Linked DNA regions of Mus musculus: regions 1 and 3 are each linked to region 2. The links are chromatin loops, found by intact Hi-C in ENCODE. Cell type or tissue: heart. All regions are shown on one strand. Region 1 overlaps Rcbtb2 (regulator of chromosome condensation (RCC1) and BTB (POZ) domain containing protein 2). Region 2 has its middle 4.4 kb from the start of Gm35388. Region 3 has its middle 6.9 kb from the start of Med4.

Region 1 (8,000 bases), 71 kb before region 2:
CAATTATTAACAATTAGTCCATGTTTCTGAAAGTGTACATAACACAAGAGTCCAATGCAGCCAGGCCAAACGCCTAGCCTTTTCCTCCAAAAGAGGAACCTAAGCTAGGCATCCTCCAGCACCTTTTCCAGTCATTCCTTCCTCCCCTTTCAATGCTTGTTCACAGCACTGCCCTCCCCTGTGTTTTTAAATGCTTCTGCCTGTGAAGAGTTTATAGACAAAAGGACAACATGACAACTGCTAATGCCAGTAAGCCTGGGTCATTAACATCCTTATTTTTCTCTGCAGGACAATGGGTGGGATGGGTGGACTTCATCACATTCACCTTTGATAATCTTAACTAGGAGTAACTAAGCAGTAGACTGTGTGCTTAGTACAGGTGAAGCTCTGGGTTCAGTCTCCAGAGCCAAAGTAATTTTTACAGAATTACATATGTATCAATACAAATACATGTATTTATATAAAATCAGTGCTGAGGAATTGGCTTAAATCCTCGGGCAGAGTAGGCTTTCTAAGGGAGTGTTCTACACCCAGGTATGGTCTGACTCAGCACAAAGGTACCACCACCTGTTCATATTCAAAGTTTAAAATTCTGTCTCTGTTGTTGAAGCTATTTATAAAATATAAAGCTCCCAACAGTTCCCAAGAAATTATACATGTCCATTGCCTATTACAGTCTTTCCTCTAAATACATGTATGTAAACTCTAGCAAATGCTGAAGATGAATGCAGAAAAATAAACAGCCATGCCAACATGTACACGAACCCATAGGAGATTTCCCCTGTGAGAAAGAAAACTAGCTACACAAGGGAAATGTAATCATGCCATCCCATAACAGACTGGCAGGCTGCTGGAGTCTCAGTGGCAGTGGGACATTTCTGCCCCACATGAGCTCTTGAAGACAAAACGGAATAGTCATGTCCCTGCATGACAACAAGAATGTGCTGTCTGGATAAATGCCAAATACCCTGAGAGCCACTCAGTAGCAGACAGCATAAGAAAGTATACATGACAGAGTGGCACCGCTTAGGTTGAGTTCTACAGAATGTTGGAGGGATGCCCACCCACACCAGGACTGATGCTAAGGAGGTGGGGACATGAGCACTTCAGTGTCTTAGAGATCCAGAGTCAGGAGAATTGATAATGACTGGGAAACCAAATGTTCCTAAGAAACTACCACTTAGGTCTATCCTCCTTTGGTTTTTGGACTGGGAATTTCCCATAATTATTTTTAAAATGGAATTCAGAAAGAGTTCATGGGATTAAATAAATTGATATAGAGTAGAACTGACCTCCCAGAGAATTCTGACTGTATAAGACAAGCTCTTTATTATTTTTCTAACACTTTCTCTACTTAAATGCAATTGTTTTACACAGCCACCTTTTAATAAGAGCTCTTAGTTCTGTTCCCTGTTCATCCTTCTGGAACATGACTCATACGTCATCCAATACTTCCTCTTACCCTGACTATGCGAGCGAATGGGCCTCCTGCTTTACTCAGAGAGGCTCCATAAAGCCCTTCCCCTCACTTCTGCCTCTTGCTAGAAACCTGTGGACATTCCTCTTTGGGTATCATAGTGAATGGTCCATGATTAATATAAGGCCTACCTCCTGGCTCTACCATTAGGTCACACTGCCCCACCTATTTGAGGACCTGCACTAGCAACTGTCCCTATCAGCTTGCTTTTCAAGCTGTTGTCCTGTTTACACAAACATGCATTGATTATCTCAGCCGGCCCTTCAATCTGTTTCCCATTAAATCTGTAAGTAAAATTACCAGGAAAAGCTGTTTCTGGCTCCCCCATTGCCAGTTCCTCGCTTCCATTCTCTCAGGCCTTTCCGCAGGGCTCTACTGCAACAATGTAGCTTTCGTACTGGATCACAGCATGCAACCTGACTCACTAGAGCTTCAGCGTATTTAAGGATTTTTCTCAACTCCTGAAACACCTGTCCTGAATTGTGTATTTCTAAATATTTGAAATTTCACTTTTCATTCAACATTAAAAGTGGCTTTCCCATGGTACTTCTGTAGAGTCCTTTGCTAGTGTCCTCTTACAGCTCTCAGGACACTTCTCTCTACACTTCAGACTGGCTCACTGATGTCTTTTCTGCATGCTTCACAGACCCTTGAGACCAGATTCCTAGTGTGTCTCCTAAAATGCTGCTCCTAGTCGCCCTAGCCGACTGACTGGGTGCTCCTTGCCACGCTCCATCACACAGTAAGACTGTTCATCTCTTCAGTTACGCAGCCCAAAATTCTTGACATGAACGTTAATCTAGCCTTCCCCATCCCCATCCCACATCTAAGACATCAAGTATAGTTAGAATCCAAGCACTTTTCAACATTCCTATAGCCAACGACCTGGGTGGGGCTACCCTTACCACCTACTGGTGGACACAGCCACCTCACTGGACATTCCCTACTACCAGCCAGCCTACTCCATGTGGATACAGTTGCATGGTGTTTTGGTTTTGTTTAAATACTGAATGAAAAATGAAACTTCAAGTATTTAAAAATACAAGTTTTAAGAATTTAAAAATATATACAAGTTAGGCCTAGTGGTTCAGGCCTATTTTTCAAGACACTTAAGAGCCCAAGGGCAAGAAAATGGCAAGTTGGAAACCTGTCTGGGCTACAAAGTGTTCAAGGTTAAACCTGGACTAGTGAGATCTGCCTCAAAATAAACAAGACAGCTGGGGATCTAGCTCAGAGGTCAGCTCTTGCCTGGCTAGTACAAAGGTCTAAAATTCAATGTGTAGAACCACAAAACAAAGTTTTTAATAGAAAGTAAAGGAAGGCGGACTGAGCTCTGCCCTGGGGTGCTGGGGGCAGCCAGGCCCATGGACAGAACAGTCATATAGTCTGCTCCCTGCATTGTTTCCTCCGCAGACTTAGAATCCCCTACATAAGCATGTTACTGTTTACCAAAAAGGAAAAGGGCACTCCGTCTTTACCAGTCTCCCTCACTAATCTATTTTTTAAAGTCAGTGGGGAGGGAGGCTATCCTATGCCAAGAGGAAGCTGACTCCAAGCAGCTATGGCCTGTTTCCTACTGATTCAGCTCTAAATTAAGGCTCTTTCCTTTCTTTATCGTGACAATTCACAGCCACTGCAGAAAGTTCAGGAAGAGAGCAAGGAGAAGGAAATACAAACCACGTCTGATCGCCCCGTGCGAGTATGTGCTCTTTAAGGACAGAATCATCTCCTGCTTCTCTCATTCATTATGTTTGCCATTCGTTCTTTGGTTCATTTTTCTCCCAGTCAAACTGCCCATATTTTCTTTTCATTTTTTTCTATGAAGAACTTGCTTTATTGTATGTTATGAAAACATTTTCTCAATGTGTCATTTAACTTACTTGTGAATTTATGTGTGTGTGTGTGCTTGTCCATGGTGCATGTCACAGCACATGTATGGAGCTTGTCCATGGTGCATGTCACAGCACATGTATGGAGCTTGTCCATGGTGCATGTCACAGCACATGTATGGAGCTCGGGGACAATTTGGAGACAGTTCTCTCCTTCCATATGTGGGTCCTGAACTCACACTGTGAGGCTCGGCCTGAGAGTCATTTCATGCTTGATGTAGAAAGATTTTAATCACTGGAAATTAGGTCTCCTGGCCTTTCACAGTGTCTTCTTCTAATGTTCCTGAGACACGTTTGATGCCATTATAGTCACATAAGTTCTCTAAGACTTTATTTCTGTATGTTCCATTTTCATCTAGCTACACGTTACTTTTAGTGGCTCACTGGAAGATGCTTTTCTTACCTGGGCATCATACTTGACAGCAGCAGAGAGCAGAGCAATAGCATTCTCCTCACAGATTCCTTGCTTGATAGTTTGTTGACAGAGCTTTTTCAACCGAGTCTCACTGTAAAATGTAGCCAGATCTAGCAACCCTGATGGAAAGGAGAATGTATTGTGGGTGCGCTCTGAGCGCCTGACCATTGAGGTGCAGTGCTCAGAGGGCTGTGAAGGGCTTCCATCCGTCGGGCAAAATGAGCTCTGCAACTCTGAAGCCGCCTTCACAGCACCCCGGGAAGACAGCTGAGCTGAGCTGACACTGACAACGGATAGGAGTTAACATCAGAATGGCTTGAATAATTTTTCCTAGAAATGAAACAGGTTTGTGTTTCTCTGAATTCCCCTCTCCTGGGTCAGCAGAATCTTTGGAGGCCACGCCCACCAGCACACATGTTGTCACGGAATTAAAAAGAAAGCCGGTTGGGTTGGGAGTGGGCAGTGACACAGTGCACAAGCTCAGCAGGCCAAGCCTGCCTTCAGTTCCAGCACCAGATAACACAAAGGAATCCCCTGTCGTGGGCACATCTGCCTCCTGTCCTCCAACCCATCTTTCTGCCCCGCTTCGCTTCAGCATCACTCCTGGAGAGCAGTCTCTCAGAGAGCAGTCTCATTAGCTGTCGCTCTCACTTGCCACTGTCTGAAGCTGCCCCACGGTTGAGTCTTCCCACACATAAATGGGCTTCACTGTGCCAAATTCAAAGACTGATCTGGAGTCCTCTTATTCAATACTCACCCAGAGTGTACTGTGGGGACATACATGCTCTGACCCCGGGCACTCTGTTACTTGCTAATGTTTCTTTTCTCTTTAATCAGTGGCTCTTCTTTTGTTCTCTTGGCTAGGCTATTTTCCCTGGGCATGACCTGGTCTTCAACCCTCACATTCTTATTCATTGATTTCTCCAAATGAAAAAAAAAATCTATTACCTATATAATAGATTTCAGATTGTGAAATGTTTAACTGAGTTACCTAAAATGCCCACTTTCACAGCCGAGTGTAGCAGACATGGCCTTGATCTACTCTGGGGCAATGACAAAGAGATCTTCTAGGGCTCTGCATTCACAGACAAGATTCGCCATCTGCCCTTCCTTCCATGCTTGCCTGTGATGCTCCAGTGGTGATCGATGTTGACCTCTTACTAGAGCTACCCACTCAACCTTCATATGTAGTAGTGACAAGGGAAGTCTGCGTTCTGGGCCTGAGGGTGTAGCTCAGTGGCAGAGTCTGAGAAAAGGCAAATGCTACATCCAAGGACCAAAAAGAGAAAAGCGCAGGCTCAACATCACCAGAAGAGCTCCTGCAAACATCGCAGTGTCTGTCTCCTGGCCTGGAAAGAAGCCACCTTCCTAATTATTCAACATTTGCCAACTTGGTGGTAAGGTCTCTGATGATTACCTACTGCCTCCTCAGGAGATAGGCTGATGTTATCTGTGTATAGATACTCCAGGAAAGCTCGGAACACAGGATACGAAAACTCGCTCATTTCTACAATATCGTCTTCACTGTCTTCTAATGAAGAACGAAAATGTTCACACCTGAAAGAAGAAAGGAAGATCATAGCCCAGGTTCTAGACTGGAGTCAAGGGACTACCTGAGGACTTTCTCTTGAAGCTGTATACCTTTCCTGTTTGCTAGTCTGTCAAAACTTGGTCCCAGGGTAGCAATAATAGGAGGTGGTAGAACCTTTAAGAGGTAGGGTTAGAGAAGGGAACTTAGTGTGGGGTCTATCACTGGGGCAATGCACTGAAGGGGACTTATGGAGACCAAGCTCCTCTTTGACCCCTGATTTGTGACAGTAGTAGGGTGGTTCCAGTAGGCAGTTCCCACCAAGATATGGTGCTTTTCAGGAGGCCCCAAACAAAACCTCCAAATCAACCCCAAGCCAGGGTAAGCTTTCAAGCTGGAGTTACAGTTCAGCCGCACCAAGTAAGCAAATAACCTTTATGTCAGTTACTTATCTCAGGCATTTTCGTACAGGCACAGAACACTGCCAAAAACCTTGTCATTGCCTTGGCTCCTTGCTTTTCAATTGCCTAATCGGCAAGACTGCAAATGCAGCCTGCTGCTGCTGCTGCTGCTGCTGCTGCAGGTGGCCCAGGCATCTGACTCTACATTGCAGCCTACTGCTGCTGCTGTGGGCGGCCCAGCAGCTGACTTTACAATGCAGCCTGCTGGACTGGGGGAGACGGGGGATCTCTGGCCTCCTTCTCACACTGTCTTTACTGATAAGTATTGTTTTTATAACTGATTAATTATGTCTCTTTACTCCATTCTGTCTGAATTATGTCCCTAAAAGTTCCTAGTAACCGACAATGTGAACTTATGTGAAGACAGGCTCTTTACAAAAATCATCATAAGCCAAGTCACTGTGGTAGACCCCAAGGCAATCAGACAAAGGAGAAGCCTGGGACACAGGCAGACTCGGAGAATGCTACGTGTCATGCCTCAGAAAGAGGAAGATTGCCACAGACCACCACAAGCTCAAGTGTAGGCCTGGTTCTTCTCCCTGCCTCAGAGAAAACACCATACTGCTCATATGATAAAGTGCGTTGTCATGGTGTAGGCTGAGCGTGTTCAGTGTTTGCTCTGTCACAGTAAACTAAACCCCCATTTCCTTCGTGAAAGTAGAGGCTCCGTGGTGAGAGTGAACCAGGTGGCACTATGTGACCTTTCAGAATGGGAACTTGAGACCAAAATACCATATTGGGTTTCTGAGTCACGGAAAGAGGGTTTCAATATCTTTGACACAGTGGCAACACAGTCCCAGATCATCATGTTAGGAAGGAAAGAGGCAGGCAGGAAAGAAGAGATGCTATATAATTTCATACATATGAGCTTCTAGAACATGCGTAGTGTGTATGAAAGGAAAAAATCATTGGCTGCTCAGTATGGGACTTAGGATCTTTGGGGAAGGACAGATTTTTCTATCTGAAGGTAGGGTGGTGGCTTCATAGACTGTGACATGGAACAAAGATAAGGTGAATATCATGCACTGCTCACATAAATAAATGTAATTTATTTACATTTATAAATGTAAATGTAAGAAGTGTGATTTAAAACATTTTTGTGTTGGCATCACCCAGGTCCTTCTTGGTCTGGAAAAACCACTTTTTTTTTTCTCCAGCATGGCTGTATCCGAATCCAGCTGTGTTCAGGACTGTCTGTAGGGCTGTCTGCAGGGCTGTGTTCAGGGCTGTCTGCAGACCTGTGTTCAGGGCTATCTGCAGGGCTGTCTGCAGGCCTGTGTTCAGGGCTGTCTGCAGGGCTATCTACAGGGCTGTGTTCAGGGCTGTCTGCAGGGCTATCTGCAGGGCTGTGTTCAGAGCTATCTGCAGTGCTGTGTTCAGGACTGTCTGCAAGGCTGTGTTCAGGGCTGTGTTCAAGACTGTCTGCAGGGCTGTGTTCAGGGCTGTCTGCAGGGCTGTGTTCAGGGCTGCCTGCAGGGCTGTGTTCAGGGCTGTCTGCAGGGCTGTGTTCAGGGCTGTCTGCAGTGCTGTGTTCAGGGCTGTCTGCAGGGCTGTCTGCAGGGCTGTGTTCAGGCCCCAGGCAGTAAAGTTAAATCAGAGCATCTGGCTCTGTTCCAAGGGCAAAACTTATTTATTCAGCACTAAGCTACAGCCAGAACTTCCATGGCTTATTCCCTGAACAAACCCAGTACTTGTGGCCCACCTTGCCTTCCACATCTTGTCTCATTCCCCCACTCCTACCCCATTGACACTGTGTGCTTTAAGGGCACAAACAGCCTCATCAGAGCTGCCTCTTAATTACTCAAGTGTCTGGCACAGTTCCCTTACTCAAGAGTCAGGATATCTGAAGTGATTGATAAATGAATTAATTTCACTCCTCAAAAGAGACCAGCTCTTACGAATTATTTTAAACATCTATTTAGTGTGACATACACCCACAACAGCAGGCATGTAGAGGACATGAATGGGAGCCAGCTCTATCTGCCTACCCACCATCTGGGTCCCAGGGATCATTAGACACTCTTGCCCACAGAGGCCCACTCTTACCTAATTTTGAGAAGGACTTTGTGAGCATAAATGTATTTTCCATCAACCAGAAACTTGAGGTCTGCAGTGTCAGGGTTGTCAAACTCCCTCTTCAGAGACTCGGCCACAGTGAGGTGGTCGTCAGGTTCTAAGGGAAAGCAACACAGTGCTTCTGGGTTCAGTCATAGTTGAACATGACGGCAAG
Region 2 (8,000 bases):
GAGACAGGAGCTGAAGCAGAGACCGTAGAGGGGTGCTGCTTACTGTTTTGTTCTCCAAGGCTTGCTCAACTGCCTTTCTTCTAGCTAGAAGGACTCTCTTTCCAGGGTGGCACCACCCACAGGGAGCTGGGCATTTAAGCTCTTTGTCTCTCTGTTTTGTATCCTGTAAAGCAGAGGCAATAATAGAATTTACTTCCTTGTTTGAGGATTATAGGTCTTTTTGTACAAGAGGAATAGAACAATGCCCAGCACACAGGAGGAAATACAAATGATCACCACCAGGTAATATCTGAGTCCCCAGAAGCTTAAAGTGCTACTTTAGTGTCCTTATGCAACTTGCCATTACATGCTGGGGCTGGGCATCACTGACCCAGTAGCTGAGTCAGTCTCTCAACAGCCTTCACATCTGAATGCTAATCTACAGCCAAGCAGTACTTGAATCATAACCAAAAAGGCTTAGCAAGCCATTCATTTTGGTGGATTCCCAAGGGAGCCAAGATGAGGGCTAAAGGAGGCTCAGCAACGAGGAGAGTGCAGCAAATCACACTTACCAATTCATTTCAGCACAAGCAGCTGGCTACGTCAGAGTCCCAGGTGCTATGGTTTAGAGCCTACCGAAATTCCTGTCAAAATTTGGTCCCCCTTGTGACAGTGTAGGACCAGGTGGGATTTTTAAGAAATGACTAGCTTCCTGATGGATTGGTCGACTAAAATAGTCTTATCCCCAAGCTGGGTGTGTCTGTTACAAACCAGTTTGTCTCTTGTATGGATTCCTCTGGCCACGAGAGTCTGCAGGGATCCCATTGGCAAGAAGATGCCCCAAACACAGACTACCTAAGGACCTCCAACACTCTACAATCATGGGTTAAAGAAACTTTAATTCTCCAAGTTATCTAGCCTCTAGTAGTCAGCAATAGCAGCAGAAAACATGAATGCACCAAGAAGATCATGACCATTACATCATCACATTGCACGGAAGGGAAACACTGCTCTTCTGTATCAGTCCACACAGGAAGTAGGAAAGGTGTAATAAGTTAGTCATTTGGTGGGAAATTCTGGGGGTGAGGCCTTCTTTCTTTCTTGAGACCTTCTGAAAGTGTCTTAAGGCTTCCTTCACCTGCTCCCGGTCCATCTGTTTAATAGTCTTCCTTTGGAGTTTGTCCTAAGTGCTCAGGTTCAGTTGTTGGGAGAAAGGCATTGCAAAGTGAGGGTGTGTGAAACTGGGGTCCCAGGACAATAACCAGCTCTTAGCTGTGGAGAGTGAGAGTTGCCAAAGGGGAGGAGAGTTGGTTGGTTCTTTTAGAAGGTGTAGAAGAGGAGGCTGAAAGGCTTAGCAAGGGGGAGGCCTTCAGGAGCTTCCTGTGGGAATTCTGTAGCTTTTATCATGGGGACTCTTGGCTATGGTGATAACGATGATGATGATGATGATGATGATGAGATGATGATGATGATGAGATGATGTTAACGATGATATGACGTTGGTAATGAGGTAATGTTGATGCACGTGGCTTGCAATGACAGCCTTTCATCTGTAGACCCAGAGGTCAGCCCAACCATTAATTAATTCTGAAGAGGAGGTAGGAGAATATCATTATCTTCCATTTACAGGTGAGGAGTCCCAGAAAGAAGAAATTAAGCTCTTTACCCAAGGCCACCTCAGAGCACTTGCCAGCAGGAGGGAGCGCAGTTCCTGCCTCCTTACCACCTTCTGTTGGTGGCTACCCAGGTTTACCAGGTTAAGCATCAACATGGAATGTAAAACAAACAAACAAACAAACAAACAAACAAACAAGGAGAACAAGGGGTGAAGAGCCAGCTCTGGGTCTGGGAAGTTTCCCAGCAAAGTTGCTCTAGAGGTGGGAGTTATTCTGGGACCCCCAAAACTTCTCGCTGAGAGTTCCAAGGATGCTAAGTCCCATGTGTGCTTTTCCCTGGGCCCTTTCTCTGGGCTGTGTTTGCTGTGAAGGACCTTAAATAACAAGGTAAGGGGCTGTGCAAAGGATGACTTTCCAGAGACTTCCTTCCCATCTGCTAGGGAATGGGTAGACTCTAAGCAGGGACCTCCTGAGCTATTATGCTGCTTAGGGCTTGACAGCAGTCGTCTGGCCTGCTGGAGCTTGAGGGAAGGGCACTCTGCACCCTGCTCAGAGGGGATAAGAACTAAAGTCCCTTGCTTCTGACCTAGGTCCAGGACTCTCATGTTCTCTGACCTTCTAGGACACGATGACAAGCTAAGGTATTATCTTGTCGTCGAGTAAAGTTAAAGGGGATCTTAAATCTTATGGGATAGCTTGTGCACCTCCTTTGTCTCAATTGTGAACATCCTTTACAATTGTGTATTTAGTTTTCATATTCCCCAGAAGGCTCTGGGAAGGAAAGGATATTGTATTTCCTAGGCCTTGAAAAGTGCTTGGGATATGTTACATTTTTTTCTCAAATATTTGAAGAAGACTGGGTAAATGGATATAAGCCCTTAAGAGATACAGAGTGAGTTAGTACAGCAGGAGGGAGCCCTTGTAGGCTTACAGGCTTCTCTAAGGGCCTCTTCTCCTGGGGTGGGGTGGGCAATGGTAGCTCCTTGTAACGCCCGGTCCTTCCTTCTAAGGGGTTTGTGAGGGCAGGAAAGAGAACAGACCAATGTGGGGACCATTACTTCTTACCACAAAGTGAAGAAGGCCCTGCCTTGCTCCACGTTTACACATCGCACGGGCAACGGAAGAAACCAAAGTCCCACCTCTGAGGGTTCACTTTCTGGGGCCACAGAATGAGAATGAGAAGAAACTTAGGAAACCTCCCAGCCAGAATCCTAGAGGGACAAAAAAGGGGCATTTCTCAGTGTCCTTCTGGCCAGTGATGGAAGTCTCGGGGTCTGGGGGCCAATCCCTGCCCTGCAGAATGAGGTGTGTAACATCTCTGAATTTCTAATACTATCTACAGCTGGGTTGTCGCCTCTGCTACCAGAGATGACATGATACCCTCTGAGGGAAGTAGCTACTTGCCTTTAGTAGAGAAGATGGAGACTGGCTTGATTCTCCTCCCTGAAGGCAAGTGCTCCATTTGCTTGGCAGAGAGAGATCTGTGAGCATATGTCAAAGATAAAAAGGCTTTTTTAAAGCTAGTGTCTTCTCTCTCCTTTCCTACTCTTCCTTTCCTTCCTCTGATAGCCAAATGGAAGAGTCAGCCACAGCCACGGGTATTGTGGTTTCTGGTGGTTTTAGTTATGAAACAGATAGCAAGAGGATAACAACATCTTTATTTTTTGTTAAAAGATCCTCATTGGATGGTAATGACGATAATGACGACAATGGTGATTTGAACGAGAACCTCAGTACGGATCCCAGACTAGCCTGGAACTAGCCATTCTCCTGTCTCAGACTCCCGAGTGCAGAGATACCAAGAATATGCCACTATGCTTGGCTAAGGGATTGTTGTTTATTTATTTATTTATTTATTTATTTATTTACTCTATTTAAGCTCAATATTCATTTATGGAACCAGTACTTTGGGATAGTCCCTGGATGAGGGAGGAAAGAGTTCGTTAAACCCAGGGCTTTTGTTCAGCAGATTTAGATTTGGTTCTGTCAAAGCCTATCAGCCCACCCCGTGTGAGGAAATGGCACGGAGGTCAGATGCACTCCTGGCCCATCCGGCCCAGCTCAGCAACAGCCCCAGAGTTGCCCTCTGGAAGGACCTGACACACCTGCTCACAGTGAGATTCCTTTAGGGGAGGCAACACCCAGTTTTCCAGAGCAAATTAGACAAGCACTCAAACGCCCTGGTGTAGGCAATTAACACCTTCAAGTTGAAACTCGCCTGAAGATAGCTTTTGCCTGAAGAAGTGAGCAGACGTTTAGGCACTGGGGAGCAGCAGGTGCCTTTCAGGGAAAGAGGAAAGAGGTGTCTTGGAAAAGAGGAACTAGGCAGCTGCTGACAAGACTGATTCCGCACCTTTTCTTTAAACCAGAGCCCCCTACTCCATCTTTCTTTGATAGAGGCTTTCTGCAGTTCCCAGTGAGAGCCAGGGATAGGTCTGTGTGGATCACCTGCTCTTTAAATACAAAGGTTGGGCCACTTATTCAGAGCCTGGCAATCATTAACCATGAGGAAACCACGTGATTTTCTTAATGGCGTGGCACCAGGTAGTCTCTGAACCCTATAAGCCCTGTAAAAAGCTGTAATTAGATGTGGGTGTCCACGCTACTCCTGCATTTTGTGTTGTCTGGTGCTAAAGTCCTTTTCAATTGTAGATGGTGCCTCCTGGAGATAGCTGAGCCCAGTGCCATCTGAGCCAGCTAGGCAGCAGGGCCTCAGAGAGGTGGGCGATCTGTCTTGGGAGTCTTACAGACATGCATGTTTCTTGTGTATTTAACTAGAATTGGCCCAGAGCTCAAAATAACATAGTTTTTTTTTTTTTTTTTAATCCATTAGACAGTTTTGGAACCATCTATTGGTGCTGAATCTTGTTTTAGAAGGTGGAAAGCAAAGTTAGTTTACAATCAAAACAAAACCAAGCCGATTGGGCAGTTGGGGGAAATAGTTTTTGCTTTGGACAAATGGGTTTCGGAGACAGTTTCTGTTCTTTTGTGTCTCCTCCCTTTTTCAGGTCACAGGTGCTGAAGTTTGTTTTTATTCACGAATAAATTTCCTTGGAGGTCGAAGGAGGAAAGTTGAGGATCCCTTTTGCAGGATCCCTTTGTGTGTGTGTGTGTGTGTGTGTGAAGCTTGTTTCCTTTTTTTTTTTTTTTTTTTTAAGGCTTGATAAAATTTTTGGCAATGCTGCCCCCTGCAGAGCAAAACTAGAATCTCAACTTTAGCCGTTCAAAGACCAGGCTGATGAGTATAAAACGAATCAGAAAAGTTCAATGTTCTTCAAGCTTTGCTCACTACGAGCTAAAATACTTTTGGATAAGTATGCTCCCCCGTGCAGGTCTCCTGGCTAACCTTTGGTTTGTACCATAGCTTTAAGTGCAAATGCCACCTCTCTCACGTATGTTCTGTGCGCTAAAGCATCACAGAGCTATCCTCTAGAGACATCTTCTGTGCTGCTCACTGGATGGCTTCCCACCAACCTCTCCTTATGTCCTGGACTCCATCTTGATCCCAACTCCATGTGAATTTTCATTTCCTATTCTTCTAAAAAAATTAGGGATGTCAGGTATAGCAAGTAAAAATGCAAGACGTCTAGATTAATGTGAATTTCAGATATAAAATAAATGATTAAAAATATATATACAACAAATGGGACTTCTTTATGCCAGCAGATAGTTGTATTTCTGAAACGAAGCAGAATGATGTGTCCTGTGTGTTGCCAGGCAACACCACACCACAGGGATGTAAATGCCCTAATTCTCCTACAAGGGGAGGTTTGTTCTTTCTATTTATCCCTTATCTCAGGAAACATGGCCGTGTTCGAAACCGTCTCCCGACTCTAAAAGGAACATCTGCTTTTCCTCTACAAAAGCTATCAATAACATATATAAAATTCACTTTTCATGAGCCGCCATCTTGGTATGTCTGATTACTGTAGCCATTGTCTTTCTGTCTCTACCTCTTCATGGCCACCTGTTGCCCCTGGTCTCACATTCCTCAGTAGCTGAAGGAGCCCTTTATTTGGATGGGAGGAAAGAACAGCTGTGCCCGAATCCTCTAGCTCTGTGGCTTACAGACCGAATGCCCTGAGTTCACAAGCTGATAATAGAACAGTCGCCCCGCCTACAGTCCATAAGTGCCACTTCTGTAAATTAAAGATGACCCTCAATTTTCAGATGAGTCATTTGGGTTGCCATGGTGACCTGTGTGGTTTGTGTGGTTTGTGGGTCCTTTCAGCACAGCAGTAGAGGCTTCAGCCCTCACCCTCAGGGGCTTCCACCTTGACTGCTGTGACAGATGTCTTCCTCCCTGTTCTTAGGTCCCCAGAAAGGCATTTATTCAGAGTTGGATCAGTGTTCAGTCTCTTGTCTAGTGGAAGCTGCTGCTGTGCTCTGGGTCAGTTAGGCCAAGCTGGTGCCTTGTTGAGGAAGCAAACAGGTAAATGTGTTTCTGCTGAATCACGTGGGCAGACACAGTATGAAGGTCGAAACGCAGGCATCTGTGCCACCAGAGAGGTGCATATTGGGCAATGAGGGTGGTAATTTAGGTATTTTTTTAAAAAATGAAATAAAATGCGAATTACTTGGGTGTCTACCAAGTATTAAAAACAACCAGAAACCAAGTTGATGGTGGCAACTGGTAGGCAGAAGGGCACCAGATTGGGGTGGGTGGAAGGGTAGAATTGATCAGGCTGTTGTACACTCAGGCTAAGCAAGAAGAACGCGTTAGAAACAGAATACCAATTCTATAAATGGCCCTGAATTGACCCTTCAGAAACAGGCTATCAGTTGTACAAATGGCCTTGATTTAATTAATTTAACCTGTGGCTCTGACCCAGCAGAGTAAACCACAAACATAGTCCAATCCCGATCACCCACTATCTAAGGTCTCCAGTTAAGATAACCCCTTGTTACCAGCCCCAGCCCCCCTCCTGTAGACCCATTTGTCAGGAGCCATAATGGGACAAGTTAATGACCAGCAGATGATCATCCTGAAGTGGCCTGCCTTGGATTATTATATACTCTGAGGCAGGTGAGCCCTTATTAAGCAAGGTTGTGAGGGACTAATTTTAGGAAAGATTCCTGCTATTAATATGCTTTTCCTGTTATTATTAAACATATATAACAGTCACTAAGTAGAAGAACACCCCCTTTGAAGTAGATCTCTGCAGATCCACGAAGATGTACCATCTTGTAGTGTTGCTATATAGACAAATGGATGGCTTCAGTCTTAATGATGATCCTATAAGAAGTCCTAAAATTATATCTGTGATTATTAAGCTCTTTTATAATGGGACTGCTATTAGGTCTTTTTCTGGTAGTCAAAGCTGCAATGAGAACTCTGTCAGTCTTCCAAGTGTCACCAGTTAATTGCTCTTAGATGGTAACCAGACTTTCTCCTACCCAGAGCACATTCCAAGAGGTTGTAAAACAATTAACCAAAGGTCATTAGAAGGGAACTAATGATTTATTATAGGTGCTAGGACAGAAGATAAAATATTGGCTGGGCTTATCTATACAGAACTTCACTTATAACTTAGTTATGGTTTTAAGCCTTCTGTGAACCTGTGCAGCTCAGACAGGTGATGGATGTTTAGCCAGATAATTACTCCTCATGGTATGCGTGTAAACATTCGGCGTTGTAAACTTATATTTAAATTTATGATTTGATTTTTTGTGTGAACTTGTGATGCACTTTGTAACATGTGATCATGTGCTCTGAATGATGTTTAAGAGCGGAGGACAAAGAGAAGAGTCAGGACTGAGGGACTGGGGTGAGAGAAACAGAGGTGAGAAGAACTGAGCTGAGAGAGGAACTGAGTTGCGGAGAAGTTTTTAGACAGAACACTTTTTAGATTAGAAGGAGGATGCAGAGTGGAATTACTTAGAAACTAGAGGTAACATAAAATACTAAGAGAGCAATGTGCAGAATGCAGAGGGAAAGAGGAAAAAAAGAAGATGTCGCAGAGAGCAGAAGGAGCCAGCAGGCTTCTCCTTACCATGGGACAGAACAGCAGGTCCCATGGTAAGGACAAGGCAGGTTTAGTCTTTTTAAAAGAAACAAAACTTTTTTTTTCCCCTTACAAACATGAGTCTAATTCATTTAGAATTAAAAAAGTAGAAGTTTTTTTTTTCTCTCTATATATTAAAGATTGGAGCGCATTTTTTTCATCCAGAATGAATGAGTTCTTTCTGCACCAGTGCTTGGTCTTTTGCTCCGTATGCATATGTAAGTATGGATGTGTGTGTGAGTATGTAAATGGGAGAATGTATACGTGCGCGTGTGCGTGAGTGTGTGTATGTGTGTGTGTGTATGTAATTGTGAGAATGCATGCAAGCTGGGCCCAACTGGGTTTGAATGAAAATGAATAAATGAGCATGAATGAAGCTGAATATGAATTTATGTGAGAT
Region 3 (8,000 bases), 400 kb before region 2:
TGCCATGATATTAAAAATGTGCCCCACCGTGCTCAGCTGTATTAGTCTTACCGTGGATAAAAAGGTGTGAAAGTTTGAAGACAGGTCCTTCAAGGGGGTGATTAAGTTAATTGGGGGTTATTAGGGTGGGGGCCCTGTCTAATCTGACTGGGACCCAGGGAGAGTCGGAGATGTGCCAGAGATATGAGAAAAGGCCTTGGGAGGACACAGTGAGGTAGCTTTCCTCAGAGGGAAACCAGGTCTGCCTGCTCCAGGCTCCTTGGACTGAGCCACTGATCTCCAAAAAAGTGGAACTGTGGGAGCAGCCCCAGAGGCTCACGCGGAGGGCTTGCATGTCAGTCAGCATCTACAGAGCTCAAGGAGCTGCACTGCCTCACACTGGTAAGGCTCACTGAAGCCAGGGCCTTCTCAAGATCAGGCAAGCACTCACCACTGAGCTACATTCCCAGGCCTTCTCCTCATCTTGATATGTGTTGCTGTCTTGTCAAGACTTCAAGCTGGGCTATGTACAGCTTTGCCCGCTACAAAACCCTGAATCTCCAATGACCCCAACTGAGACTGCATAATCAGTCTATGTCCCTGCTCTAAATCCTCCCCACATCCTGGCGTCAGTTCACATCCCTGCCTGTCTCCAAGCAGCTGGCCGCATCTCCTTGGCCCTCCCCTCGAAACTTAGGATCTTGCTTCACTCTGTGCGCTAAGAAAGGAGGCAAAATCAGAAGAAAGAGCTTCCATAGTCTGCCTCCGTTGTATGCAACCATCCTCCTCCCCACTCACATCGCACCACACACAAGCAACGGGCAATAGTGCAGAGGAGTGAAGCTTTTAGGAGGAGAGACAGAGCCCTAGTGAATGAATTATCTTGGTTAGTTACAGGGAAGTGCCCCCTTCCCTCGGGCAGGCACGCCCTTCTGCTCTGTTGTCCTGGGATAAGGCAGCAGGAAGGCCCTCACCACACACAACCCTGAGGTCCCAGACTTTTCAGCCTCAAGAACCAGAAGATAAAGAACAACTTTCAGGAGTTGGTTCTCTCCTTCCACTGGGTTCTGGGGACTGAACTCAGGTCTTCGAGCTTGGCAACAAACACCTTTCTCATCCAGCCAAATTTCTGTTCTACATACATTGTCCGGTGCGGGATGTTCTGTTATAGGAGCACAGGGTGGCCCAAGACACTCTTCCAGCTCCCCAGGCTAGCCCCTAGCATATCTGTACACCAGTGTTGTACTCAGAAATTCTGCTTCCCCCACTCCCACTCCACTGTGTGGGACTACTGCACAATGAAGTAGTGAGCAAAGTGGGCACTAATAAATATCAGATTTACCATTGATAGGAATGCAGAAATCACCAGAGAATGATACAAAGGGGAATTAAAGACACTAAAAGCAATACAAACTATTACAGCTTGCCTGTAAGGAAGAAAGTAATAAAAAGCTAGTTTTCAGTATTTTACCTTCCCATATTTCTCACCATACTTTAAAACCGATCCCGGAATGTGAAACATCGTCAACTAATGATAGACTAGTTCAATTTCCACGCTGGGCACTGCTGTGGAAACTGGCAGACATTATTCTATCACCTGCTTCTGCTCTGGAAAACTCTTTTCCCTGGCCATTTCCCAAATTAAGTTTCCAGGCTCCTGTTGAAGATCAAGGGTGAGGTGGAGGAGCAGAAGTAGGCATGCCTCTCCCAGGAGCTCAGTATCAAGGGAAGGAATCCAGGCCTACAACATTCATTAGCTCCGTTCTCCAAGAAGCAAAAAGCTCTGACACTCTACCTGGATGCATGGGCCTCAGAGCCTCTAATCTTGGGGAGAAATATATCTACTAACATCAAGCTTCAGTTTGTGCTTACCCAGGGATGAACCCCTGTAGTAGGAATGGCCCCCTCTATGCAAACACCAGGCTGCACAGGTAAAGCCAATAAAGGAAGATACCTGCATCCTCTTCTGGCCTCTGAGTGAATGCTCACAAATGCACACACACACACACACACACACACACACACACACAGAGAGAGAGAGAGAGAGAGAGAGAGAGAGAGAGAGAGAGAGAGAGAGAGAGAGAGAAGGGGAATGGGGGAGACAGACAGACACAGACACACAGAGAAAATACTTAGGGAGGGTAAAGACAGAAAGCATTAAGGTAGAAGTGCCCTGGGTTTAGTGTTAGAGAATGGAACAGAGAGGACCAGAGAAAGAGATAACTCAGCCAAAGAGACAGAGCACTCCACCATCATCCTTTCTTGTTTGTCTTTAAGAAAACATCTTACTGTACAGCCTCGCTGTCCTGGTACTCACCACTGTGTAAATCCAGCTGGCACCAGGCCTGTGGCAAATCTCTAACTTCAAATGTGGGAGTCATCAACTTCTTCATTTAAATGTGTAGCAAAAAGAGCCTTGCCAGATGTGGCTCCTACGTCTTGGCCTTCCCACCTTCAAGGGTATCGCATTTCTGTTTATTATGGCAATCCAGCCTAAGGTATTCTCTGATGGTAGCACAGAGTGATTGGAGATGGTCTCTACTGGCTCAGTGTCTTCAAGAACCTTCTGAATTTAAGGACCCATGGTAGAGACTAATTGCTCTTAGCAGCCATCAGTCAACAAATTAATGTTGCTAAAGTACAGTCAATTACCTAGTACAAATGTAGTTCACTGCCATCTGAATTGCCTTGGCCAAATTCTAACTCATGGCTTTCAACAGAATAATTATTTTTGCTCTTTTCTTCCTAATGTTAAGACACAGAAGGATGACGGAAAAGAGGGAAAAAGAAAAAGAAAAGAATGGGGGAAGAAGGAAGAGGAAAAGAAGGAGGAAGCAAGCGAGGGAGGACAGAAGAGGGAGTTAAAATGGGAATGGAGAGGAAACAAAGATTTAAAGAGAAAGAAAGAAGAACAATTATCCCAGCATGGCTAACTCGGACTTGCGAGGCTGAGTCGGAAGGCTGGAAATTTAAGACCTAACGAAACTCTATATTCTGAGACATATCTATAGCAAGTTCATGCCTGCCTGGGAGATCTAATGAGACCCTCAAGAAAAGAGGCTGTGGAGCTAGGGCAGCAGTACAGAGGTGGTGTGCTTGCCTACTACATGGGAGACTCTGGGTCTAACCCTCAGCACCACAAAAAGAAATTACACAGAACTTGTTTTCCACAGACTAAGATGTTTAAATTGGTCTTCCGATATGCTGCCCCGGCCCTTTAACCTTTGAACAGTTTGTCCTACACCTAAGGACATGCTTAGCATTTTTTGTCATCACGAGACTCATCTCGAATCTTCTGTGAAGGTCAGTTTTACATTCATTTCAACCTTTGTTTTCTTCCCGATCAAAATATTTGCTTTGGCTGTGCTATGTGTGAGAGTTCCCAGAAACGTTTCCTTCAGCTGTTGGTAAGTTCGTGAGCATCCTGTCTTTCACTCTGGGAAGACAATTCAGAAAAGATTGGCTGTAATCTCTTTGTTTTCCGTTTCCTTGCATTTCAAACCAGTTTGCTTTTGCCCGTGAGCCCTCACGTGGTAAGACAGATGCTTGATAAATGCATAGTAATTTGATTTAATTCCTGAAGCATTTGATGAGCTTAAACAATATAGTTATATTGGCACAGTTTGCCTCGAATTTCCTTAACCTTGGGTCTGAATGTTTATCACAATCCAGAAAGAACTATATGGCCCTGTGCACAAATGAGTCACTGTACTCTACCCACAAAGGCTTGGAGATAAACATAGCTTAGTGCCAGCAAGTGCAGAACTGTATCCACCCCGAGACCCCCACATTGCCGTCCATTGTGTCTTCCCGAAAAATGCATTGTGATTTCCAAATTTCCATTAACTGTCAGATGCACCCAAAGGTGCACTCTCTGCCCAGATTTGTATCATTAAAGGCACAAAGGTGAATTTACTGCTAAATGTTTGAGTAAAAGCAACGAGGTTAAAGGAGGCCTCTTGGTCCTTGTTTCTGTGGAACAGTGGGCTCTTTGTCCTTTCAGAGCCTCTGGGGCTTGGCCCCCGGCCTCTTCTTGGATAACATGTTGCTCTTCGTCTTGCTGGACAGCTGCCAGGTCTAGTTCTCACCCCCCCCCTCCCCCAATAAGTTATTCCCTTTGGGCAGTCCCAATGCAGACATGCATACAGTGACTCCCTGTCCTCAGAAGTCAGGCTTCCAGAACATTCCCTGCCCATTTTGTGAATCTAATACCTGATATAAAATTTCTAATTACAGGCACTCAATTCTCTCTCCTAGGAGATCTGAAGCTTCAAAGGCTGCTGGTTGCCAGACCTTTTCTTCTCCCTGGAAAGCCCTTGCCAAATGGCCACATTTCACTCTGTCTGATCCAGGCTTTTTATCTGTTCTCAAGCAGACAAGGGCAAAACGCTTCATCTGCCGGCTGCTCAGGCAATCCACTTCCAGGATCTGCGTGTGCACACTCCCGACATACCAGTGTGTTGTGCAAATCACTGCAGAGCTATTTCTCAGGCTCCGGCCAAACCACTGAGATGCTTCTCAAACAAACAAACAAAAAAAAAAACAAACAAAAAATCCTTACAATTTCAAAGAGCGTTGGCACAAGTGAATTCTAGAAGTGTCAGCGGCTTTTCCCTATGGATGTATATCGAACTCACAGAGCAGTGGATGCAAGGTTCAAGATGAAAAGGGATGAAGTTAGGAGGTGCAAATATCGTTTCACAAGAGAGAATTCTGACACATGCATATTTAAATGTTTGCAAAAAAAAAAAAAAAAAAAAGCTTTTTGGCTTAGGTTGTTCTAGGGTGCTGATCAGAAACTTTAGATTCTCAGAAAAAGTGAAGAGTCTATCCAGGCTCTATCACCAAGGACTACGAAATGGCCAAAGTCCAAAGAGTCTAAAACTCTGACCTATCCTGCCTATTTTGGGTGATAATGGATATGTTTGGGTTCCTGTATGGCAGGTCCTGCCAGGAGCCTGAGTAGGTTCAAGGTGGCCCCAAGAAATGCAAGGCAAGAAAGGCAGCCATCAGAGCTGTCTCGGCCTGAATCATCAGGAGAAAGGGTCAAAGGCAAAGGTAGAGAGAAGGGTCCTGGGAAATCTCCTGGGCGGGGCGAACAAACCACTCTGGAGCCTCTGTTGATAGATGTTAGGCTGGATAATTTCCTGCTCTGCATTTCTCTTTGGAAACTGTAAACAGTGGTATGACATAGAGAGTGAGAGAGTAAGCAAGAGCGTTCAGACAGACCAAAAGCATGTGCACAGGTCTGAGCCCAGGCCCGTCTGCTTGTTTAAACCCCCAGCACAGGCAGGGAGTAGCTGTGATCCCGAGGACACAGCCAGAGACCCTGCTGACACAATGGGAGATGAGCCAAATGATCCCCACCCTCTACAGCTGACTTTCCAATGGGGAGGCAGAGCTTTAACAAGCCAGTATGAGAGAGACAGTTTTAGTTTATGGTAAATATTATAAAGGGGTGAGGGCCGCCTCAAATGGACAGCCACAGAAACTACCTCTAAGGAGGGCAAAGCTTTGGCTACGAACCAAGGGATGAAAACGAGAACTCATAAAAGCTCTGAGACACTAAAAGACAAGAAGGCCTCTGAGGTCTCTGACAAAAATCGACTCACTGTTGGGTTTGGGGTGGAAACCGAGAAAACGCACTTCCGTTCCAGAAGCTTAAAAATGAAAGTCTATTTTCTGGGGGTCAGGGAGTTGGCTAGGTCAGCATCTGAACCATGTCCCTGTAGGGAGACTGTACAACATTTTTAAAGGATGGGAGCACAAAGCAAGGGGGAGCTGGGGAGAGCCGCTGTGTTATTCAACTGTATTTTGACATTATGGGCTAAGCAAGGGAGCACCCGTTGGAGACTGAGCCATATCCAGGGCACCTGACTTCCAGGTCCTTAATTCACTCTCCTAGACATTGGGCCTGGAGCTCAGGGTGATAAGGGGACAAAGGAGCAGGCCAGTGGCATTCAGTTAATTAGGGAATAACAGGCAAATGGTTATATATGTTTTAGAACTTATGCACCATAGTTTATATAACAGCAATAGTCTTTACAAGTCAACAGACAATTGAGAAAGCATTTGTTTGGAGAAGTGGGATAGGTATTCATTCCTAGTCCTGGGAACATGACCTTGTTTGACCCACCAGCAAAATGGAGAAGTTGTCCTTGAGATGTGTGGACTCAGACAACCTGTTTACAACAGAAGATGTTCAGCTACAGGGAAGTCCCCAGCTCCCCTAAGGACTCGGACCTTGAATTTAGTTGGAAAACGAGTTGGCAGTACTTAGAATAAGTTTCTTTTGCTTGTTCTCTACACTCAACCCCAGCTAGGGAGCCATGACAGACCAAAGTACAGATGATGTTTTGTAATGCAGCAGGCTCATGCTCTTAACTCCAATTGGCCAACCCTCAGGGCAGTGTTCACTTAAACTCACCTAACTCATTGCGACTTCTCTTCCTCCATATTCTCCTTCTCCCGGTTCTCCTCTGATCACCAAGTCTGGGAATCTTAAACCCCGCCTACATCTCTTCTGCCCAGCTATTGGATGTCAACATCTTTATTCACCAATTAGAAATAATTTGGAGTCAAGGTCACATAGGGTCTATGGACTCCAGATTTTGGGTTCCCACAATCATCATTACAATAGAAAGCAAGCCCCAAACCTCAACAATGGGATTAGAAAGTCGAATGCTCTAAGGCACAAGTCATGAGGTTCAATGGAGAGTAATTTTGTAAAGATGTTGAAGTGTCTATATTCTGTGCTGGTATCAATGGGAAAGTTCCAAAGTATGTAGAAAATGAGCTGGGAGATGAAGTTAGAGTAGTCATTAGAAGACTCTACACTAACACAGGTACAGTGTGATGACTTGACACAAATGAAGAGAAGACTGATTGCCTCTGTAGCCATGGTGATTGCATCTGGTATTCATGGCATTTGCATCTGTAACCATGGCTTTAAAAAACAAATGTGAAGATTTGTGTATGGTTCTTGTAATCCCAGGGTTGGAAAGGTTGAAACAAGTGGATCCGGAAGTCAAGGCCATCCTTGGCTACTTAGTGAGTTTGAGGCCAGCCAGCCTGGATTAGGAGGAAACAAACAAACATGTGCCAGGGCTATCTATCTATCTATCTATCTATCTATCTATCTATCTATCTATCTATCTATCTATCTCAAGAAGTTGAGCCAGAAAGAATACACAAACTGAAACTGAAAGATGGACAAGCCATGATGGGCTGGGTAAATCAAATGGAGAAAGAAATCAGCCCAGGAATGTGTAGATGTGCTAGCAAGAAGAAAGCTACGGTGAGTACTGTGTAGGGGGGAAGGAGCAGCAGAAAAGAGGCTTGAGTTCGGCCCATGAGGTGGGGCACTAAGCAGCAGTTCCAGGAGCTGACAGAGGTCCCTGGAACCTTCCAGGTTCAGTTTCCATAAGGTTTAATGTTACTGTGTATCCTAGTCAAGAGTTACCACGAGTCTCGTCTGTCTTACTGCCCTGCATAACGGAGTCTCTCTTCTTCTGTGTATAAGCTAACTTGATTTTTTTATTTCAATATAAAAACATGAGTAAAACTGTAATAAAGCCGGATGTGGTGGTACAGGCCTTTAATATCAACACTTGGGAAGCAGAGACAGGCAGATCTCCGAGTTTGAGGCCAGCCTGGTCTACACAGTGAGTTCCAGGACAGCCAAGGCTAAACAAAGAGTCTTTGTCTCAACAATAGCAAAAACCAGCAGCAGCAACAAAAGTGTAACGATTATGTTTTGATCTGTTGAAACAAGGTCTCAATATGTACTCACTATATAGACCAAATTGGCATTGAACTTGGACCAATCCTGCTTCTGCCTCTCAAGTAGATGACTTTATATAAGCCAGTTCTTTGAGAAGTTAATAAAAACAGTTGGTGTGGTGGCGAATGCCTGTCATCCCAGGACTTGGGACGTAGAAGCATAAGAATCAAGAGTTCAAGGTCATCTTCAAATGCACACATGGTAAATTTAAGGCCAGCCTGGTATACATAGACCCTGT

What was found. Peaks named below come from ENCODE experiments on the same cell type or tissue, not always from the same donor. Only the 100,000 strongest peaks of a DNase experiment are listed, where the experiment ranks them.
Region 1: a loop joins it to region 2, with 2.3 times the contacts of the local background. A loop is called at or near these places in 3 of 42 quality-filtered maps.
Region 3: it touches region 2 in a loop (3-fold over the local background); 6 of 42 quality-filtered maps call a loop at or near these places.

What each region holds. Positions count from the first base shown.
Region 1 is chr14:73,174,333-73,182,332 of GRCm38, reverse strand. It overlaps Rcbtb2 (regulator of chromosome condensation (RCC1) and BTB (POZ) domain containing protein 2), which reads right to left. Exons shown (of 15, transcript NM_001170694.1): 12 at 7,817-7,943; 13 at 5,199-5,338; 14 at 3,770-3,900. Among named protein-coding and RNA genes, the nearest start is that of Gm52109, 12 kb to the right of the region's middle. In heart, no CTCF peak of the experiment used is centred here; a DNase peak (open chromatin) is centred at 3,032; H3K27ac peaks cover 1,080 bases.
Region 2 is chr14:73,103,337-73,111,336 of GRCm38, reverse strand. No RefSeq gene overlaps it. Among named protein-coding and RNA genes, the nearest start is that of Gm35388, 4.4 kb to the right of the region's middle. In heart, a CTCF peak has its summit at 4,809 (motif pointing left); no DNase peak of the experiment used is centred here; H3K27me3 peaks cover 633 bases.
Region 3 is chr14:73,499,113-73,507,112 of GRCm38, reverse strand. No RefSeq gene overlaps it. Among named protein-coding and RNA genes, the nearest start is that of Med4, 6.9 kb to the left of the region's middle. In heart, no CTCF peak of the experiment used is centred here; DNase peaks (open chromatin) are centred at 4,022, 4,332 and 5,082; H3K27ac peaks cover 1,344 bases.